Regions from separate parts of the Homo sapiens genome. Here region 1 is linked to region 2. Evidence: read pairs that join two places in POLR2A ChIA-PET (ENCODE). Cell type or tissue: Panc1. All regions are shown on one strand. Links, peaks and the distances in the headings refer to the core of each region. The heading gives the core; the rest is flanking DNA. Region 1 overlaps SSH2 (slingshot protein phosphatase 2). Region 2 overlaps EFCAB5 (EF-hand calcium binding domain 5).

Region 1 (2,925 bases), core at 119-2,618, 190 kb after region 2:
CATGCCTGCAGTCCCAGCTACTTGGAAGTTGAGCCAGGAGAACTGCTTGAGCCCAGGCGGTTAAGAGTGCAGTGAGCTGTGATTGTGCCACTGCACTCCAGTCTGGATGACAGAGCGAGACCCTGTCTCAAAAAAAAAAAAAAAAAAAAATTTACATTTATCTTGTTATAGTCTAAGTAGTTCTTTGGAAAAAATAATCCATAATATAGTTCCTCATAATATTTTTCTTTATAAATTTTCTACTTTATTCCCATAAACATATTTTACTTTTCTAATATATATATTTTTAGCTTTTAATGTAATGTGTAAAAGACAGGGTATAGAAGAGCATCTTGGGCCCTGAGTTAATTTAATAGATCATGGAGTAGCAGGAGACACTAATAATGCACAGGAAAATAAAAAACTAAACTCTTTAGGTAGGCAGTTTGATAATATCTACCAGGTCCTAAGATGTTTAAAATATTTCAAACTGCCAATTCCACCTCTAGGTGTTGATCCAACAAGTATATTCACATGTATGCACAAATATTTTTTTCAATATCCCTGTCATGACATGAACAAAAATTATACAAACACATGTTCATAGTGATATTGTATATAATAGTAAAGACTGGAAACAACTTAAATGCCCATAAGTAAAGGACTATTTAAATAGATTATATATGATTGTACAATAAAATGCCTTATACTCCTTTAAAAGAATGAGGGAGACTTACAATAACATGGAAAAATGTCTAAGGTATAGTGATAAGTAGGGGGAAATGCAAGTAGAATAATATGTATAATTCTGTGTGTGTGTGTGTGTGTGTGCGTGTGTGTGCATGTATGCTTCTTAAAGAGCAGCTACAATATATTGCTGTTTGCATATACAAGCAAAATTTCTGGAAATATTAATAACAATCATCTCTGGGAGTAAGATGATGAGAATGAGAATGGTGACTTTCATTTTACCTTTCTGAATTCTAAAAAGATTTAAGCATTCAGCATGTGTTAATGTTATTTAAAAAAAAAACTAGTTTAAAAAATAAAATGTTTCATCCCTGAGAGGTCTAAAAAAAAAAAAGAAAAAAGAAAACGTTTAAAGAGATAAAGTGGGGACTAAATGGTTAAATGTTTTGTAAAGTGTGTTTGATGTGAAAAGTGATCTGTAAATACCTATTATTTTTACTAAACAATAGAGTTTGGGGCTTTTGTAACCTGAAGAAAGCAGCATTTCAGCATCTCTTCCTACAGGAGCATATGGTGTTTAAGACTATGGGGGGATGAATGCCTTAGAGATCACCTCTCCTAGAGTTGATAGGCAGATCTTTTCAGTGTTTTCCATTGCTCTTATGGAGGAAAAGTTCCATGGAAAAGACTATAAAGGTTCAGTGACATTGCTTAATCCAGTGTTTAAAACTATGGTCAGATATTCTTTTTTTAAAAATTAGCCACATGGTGATTGCAAAACATGATTGCTTTTAAGTGCCTTTGTTTACAAAGTTTGGTTTATTGTATTATATAAAGAATGCCATTGACTAAGTGTAGTAAGATACCTCTTGGTGAAAATTCAGATATTATCTTGAGAGTTTTGTCCTAGTGTTTTACAGATTAACAGGAGACAGAATGTTGCATTACTCTGTAATTCTAAGTGTTGGTTTTCTTCCTTTTGATACTCAGGGGATTAACTTACTGTTTATTTTTCTACATCGAGCCCTTAGAGAAAACATAAAAATACAAATAGGTCCTGTGGTATAATCATTTTTTCTTATGAGTAAGTATTTTAAAACTAAAATTATGTAAGTTAAAGCTATTACATGAAAGCTTTAAAAATACAAAAATTGAGCACTGCACATCTCACATTACTACAGACGGTAATACTGAGTTAATGTAAAACTACCTGGCAAACAATCATAGTAAAGACTTCTTGGATGAAATGGTGGTACATAGGGGAAATTTGCATATATTTTATTTTTTTCTTTATTATTATTATTTTTTTTTTTGAGACAGCGTCTCACTCTGTTGCCCCGACTAGAGTGCAGTGGCGCGATCTTAGCTCACTGCAACCTCCACCTCCCGGGTTCAAGCGATTCTCCTGCCTCAGCCTCCTGCATTATTTTTATTTTTTTAATGAGACAGGGTCTCACTATCTTGCCCAGGCTGGTCTCAAACTCCTGGGTTCAAGCAATTCTCCTGCCTCCGCCTCCCAAAGTGCTAGGATTACAGGTGTGAGCCACTGTGCCCAGACAGGTATTTTAATGTTCATTCATTCATTTGTCAACTTCAGGGTAATGAAAGAAAACAAATACAATTAGCTTTCTATTATTGAAAGCTGACTGACCAATTTATGGATGATGATGATGATAATAATAATAATAAATTTGAATTTGGTGTTGTTCACAAAGTACTTTTGTCCCTGTATCTTTTTTTTTTTTTTTTTGGAGACGGAGTCTCACTCTGTCATCCAGGCTGGAGTGCAGCAGTGCGATCTTGGCTCACTGCAACATCCGCCTCCCAGGTTCAAGCGATTCTCCTGCCTCAGTCTCCCAAGTAGCTGAGATTACAGGCGCCCACCAGCACGCCTGGCTAATTTTTGTATTTTTAATAGAGAAGGAGTTTCACCATGTTGGCCAGGCTGGTCTTGAACTCCTGACCTCAAGTGATCCACCGGCCTCGGCCTCCCAAAATGCTGACATTACAGGCATAAGCCACCATGCCCAGCCTTTTGTCCCTGTATCTTAATCAGCCCGTGAGGTAAACATTACCTCAGTTTAAGATTAAAGAAAGTAGGGCTAGGATAGATTAAGGTTTGCCCATAGACAAAGCAGCTAGAATCTGGAACTTCTGATATCAGCATCATTGCCACTTTCTAATGTTGTCCACTTTAGCTATTTTTCAGATTTGTGGAAAAGAGCATAGAGGATAATCTCTAATCTAAACATTTTC
Region 2 (2,925 bases), core at 156-2,655:
ACGTAGAGCTGGGTACAGTGGCATGTGCCTGTAGTCCCAGATACTTGGCAGGCTGAGGTGGGAGGATTGCTTAAGCCCAGGAGTTCAATTCCAGCCTAGGTAGCATACCAAGACCCTGTCTCTTAAAAAAATAATAATAATAATCAATAATAGTAATATAGTTTAATTTTTTAAGGTAAACCTAGAACTACATATGACCCAGAAATCCCACTTCTATGTATATATCCAAAAAAATTGAAAGCAGGGGCCCAGATACTTGCACATCAGTGTTCATGGCAGCAGTATACATAATCAGTAAAAGTGGAAACAACTCAAGCATCCATTCACAGATGAATGGGTAAACAAAATGAGGTATAGATGTACAATGAAATATCATTCACCCATTGAAAAAATGAAATTTTGGGGGTAGGGGAAGGAGAGCATCAGGATAAATAGCTAATGCATGTGGGGCTTAATACCTAGGTGACGGGTTGATAGGTGCACCAAACAACCATGGCACATGTTTACCTATGTAACAAACCTGCACATCCTGCACATGTATCCCAGAACTTAAAATAAAATATTTCAAAAAATGAAATTTTGAGAGAGGCAGAGCAAGATGGCCTAACAGAACCCTCCAGTGATCATCCCCCTCACAGGAACACCACATTGAACCACTATCCACACAAGAAAGCACCTTCATAAGAACCAAAAATCAGGTGACTGATCACAATACCTGGTTTTAATATCATATCAAGGAAAGAGGCACTGAGAATAGGAAAGACAGTCTTGAAATGCGTATACCACCCCTCCTCCATCCCCCAGCAGTGGCCTCACAGTACAGAGACAGAATATGATGCTTGGGGCAGGGAGAGCACAGTGACTGTGGGATTTTGCATTGTCACGCAGTGTTGCCCTGTCACAGTGGAAAGCAACATGGGGTAGAATTCAGCTGGTGCCCACAGAGGGAGCATTTAGACCAGCCCTGGCCAGAGGGGAATTTTCCATCCCAGCAGTCAGTACCTGAGTTCCAGCTAGCCCACCACTGAGGGCTAAAGTGCTCTGGGGTTCTAAATAAACTTGAAAGGAAATCTAGGCTATAAGGACTGTAGTTCCTGGGCAAGTCTTGGTGCTGTACTGGGCTCAAAGCCAGTGGACTTGGGGTGTACATGACCTAGTGAGACACCAGCTAGGGCAGCCAAGGGAGTGGTTGTGTCACCCCTCCCCCAACTCCAGACAGTGCAGCTCGTAGCTTCGGCAGAGACTCCTTCCAATTAAGGAAAGGAGAAAGGACAGTAAAGAGGGCTTTGTCTTGCAACTTGGATACCAGCTCTGCTACAGTAAAATAAAGTACCAAGCAGAGTCCTGGAGTCCCCATGCTAGGCCCTGCCTCCCAGATGACAATTTTAGACACATCCTGGGCCAGAAGGGAATCTACTCTCTTGAAGGAAAGGACCCAGTAGGATTCATCACCTGATGACTAAAGTGCCCATGGGCCTTGAATAAACATCAGTGGTAGCCAGGCAGTACTCACTGCCTTGGGTGAGACCCAGTGCCGTGCAGGCTTCAGGTATGACCCAGTACATTCCCAGCTGTGGTGGTCATGGAAAAGACTCCTTCTGCTTGAAGAAAAAAGAGGGAAGAGTAAAAAGCATATTGTCTTGCAACTTGGGTGCCTGCTAAGCTACAGTAAAATGAAACACCAAGTAGATTTCTAAATGTATCAACTCTAGGCTCTAGTTCCTGGACAGCATTTCTAGACTCACTCTGGGCCAGAAAGGAACTCGTTGCCCTGAAGGGAAAGACACAGGCTGAATTTACTAGCTGCTGACTAAAGAGCCCTTGGGCCTTGAATAAACATCAGCAGTAGCCAGACAATAGTTACCAAAGGCCTTGGGTGAGACTCAGTACTGTGCCGGCTTCAGGTTGGACCTGGCACAGTCCCAGTGATGGTGGCCACAGCGGGGCTTGTGTCACTCTTCCCATAAGTCCAGGCAGCTCAGCACAGAGAGAGAGACAGACTCCATTTTGGCAGGGGGTTGGGGAGATGTAAGGGAAGAGAACAAGAGTCTCTGCCTGGTAATCCCGGGAATTCTCCTGGATCTTACCCAAGACAACCAAGGCAGTACCTCTACAAGGCTTCAAGATTCACAGTGTTAGTGGGTTTGGGGTGCCCTCTAATGCAGATATGGCTGCAGTGACTGAAGGCTTAGATCACAACACTCAATTCCCTTTGAATACTTAGAAAGCATTCCCAAGAAGGATGGGTACAAACAAGCCCAGACTGTGAAGACCACAGTAAGTACCTAACTCTTCAATGCCCAGACATCAATGAACATCCACAAACATCATGACCTTATCAAACAAAGTAAGAGAACACAGTGACCAATCCCAGAGTCACAGAGATATCTGACCTTTCAGACAGAGAATTCAAAATAGCTGTTTTGAGGAAGCTCAATGAAATTCAAGATAGCACAGAGAAGGAATTCAGAATTGTATCAGATAAATTTAACAAACAGATTGAAATATCTTTTAAAAATCAAGCAGAAATTCTGGAGCTGAAAAATTCAATTAATGTACTGAAGAATGTATGATGTTCCCTCAGTTGCAGTATTGATCAAGCAGAAGAATTAGTGAGCTTGAAGACAGGCTATTTGAAAATACACAGTCAGAGGAGACAAAACTATAAAAAAGAACTAAGCATGACTGCAGTATCTAGAAAATAGACTCAAAAGGACCAAGTTAAGAGTTATTGACCTTAAAGAGAAGGTAGAGAGAGAGATTTGGGTAGAAAGTTTATTTAAAAGGATAAAAACAGAAGATTTTCCAGAAAAAGATAACAATATTCAGCTACAATATTTTTTTCTTAATAAAATAAAATTACAGGCCAATATTTCTGTAGTCAGATATTTCTTTAGTCTTATGAACATTGAAGCAAAATCCTCC

The links. ChIA-PET counts read pairs that join two places held together with the same protein. Peaks named below come from ENCODE experiments on the same cell type or tissue, not always from the same donor. Only the 100,000 strongest peaks of a DNase experiment are listed, where the experiment ranks them.
Region 1: POLR2A ChIA-PET joins it to region 2 with 13 read pairs; 2 of 35 experiments call an interaction of 5 or more read pairs at or near these places.

What each region holds. Positions count from the first base shown.
Region 1 is chr17:29,765,515-29,768,439 of GRCh38, reverse strand. All of the region lies in intron 3 of SSH2 (slingshot protein phosphatase 2), which reads left to right. Among named protein-coding and RNA genes, the nearest start is that of SSH2-AS1, 130 kb to the right of the region's middle. In Panc1, for the core only: no CTCF peak of the experiment used is centred there; no DNase peak of the experiment used is centred there.
Region 2 is chr17:29,958,077-29,961,001 of GRCh38, reverse strand. The region is part of intron 3 of EFCAB5 (EF-hand calcium binding domain 5); the gene reads right to left. Among named protein-coding and RNA genes, the nearest start is that of EFCAB5, 18 kb to the right of the region's middle. In Panc1, for the core only: no CTCF peak of the experiment used is centred there; a DNase peak (open chromatin) is centred at 1,475.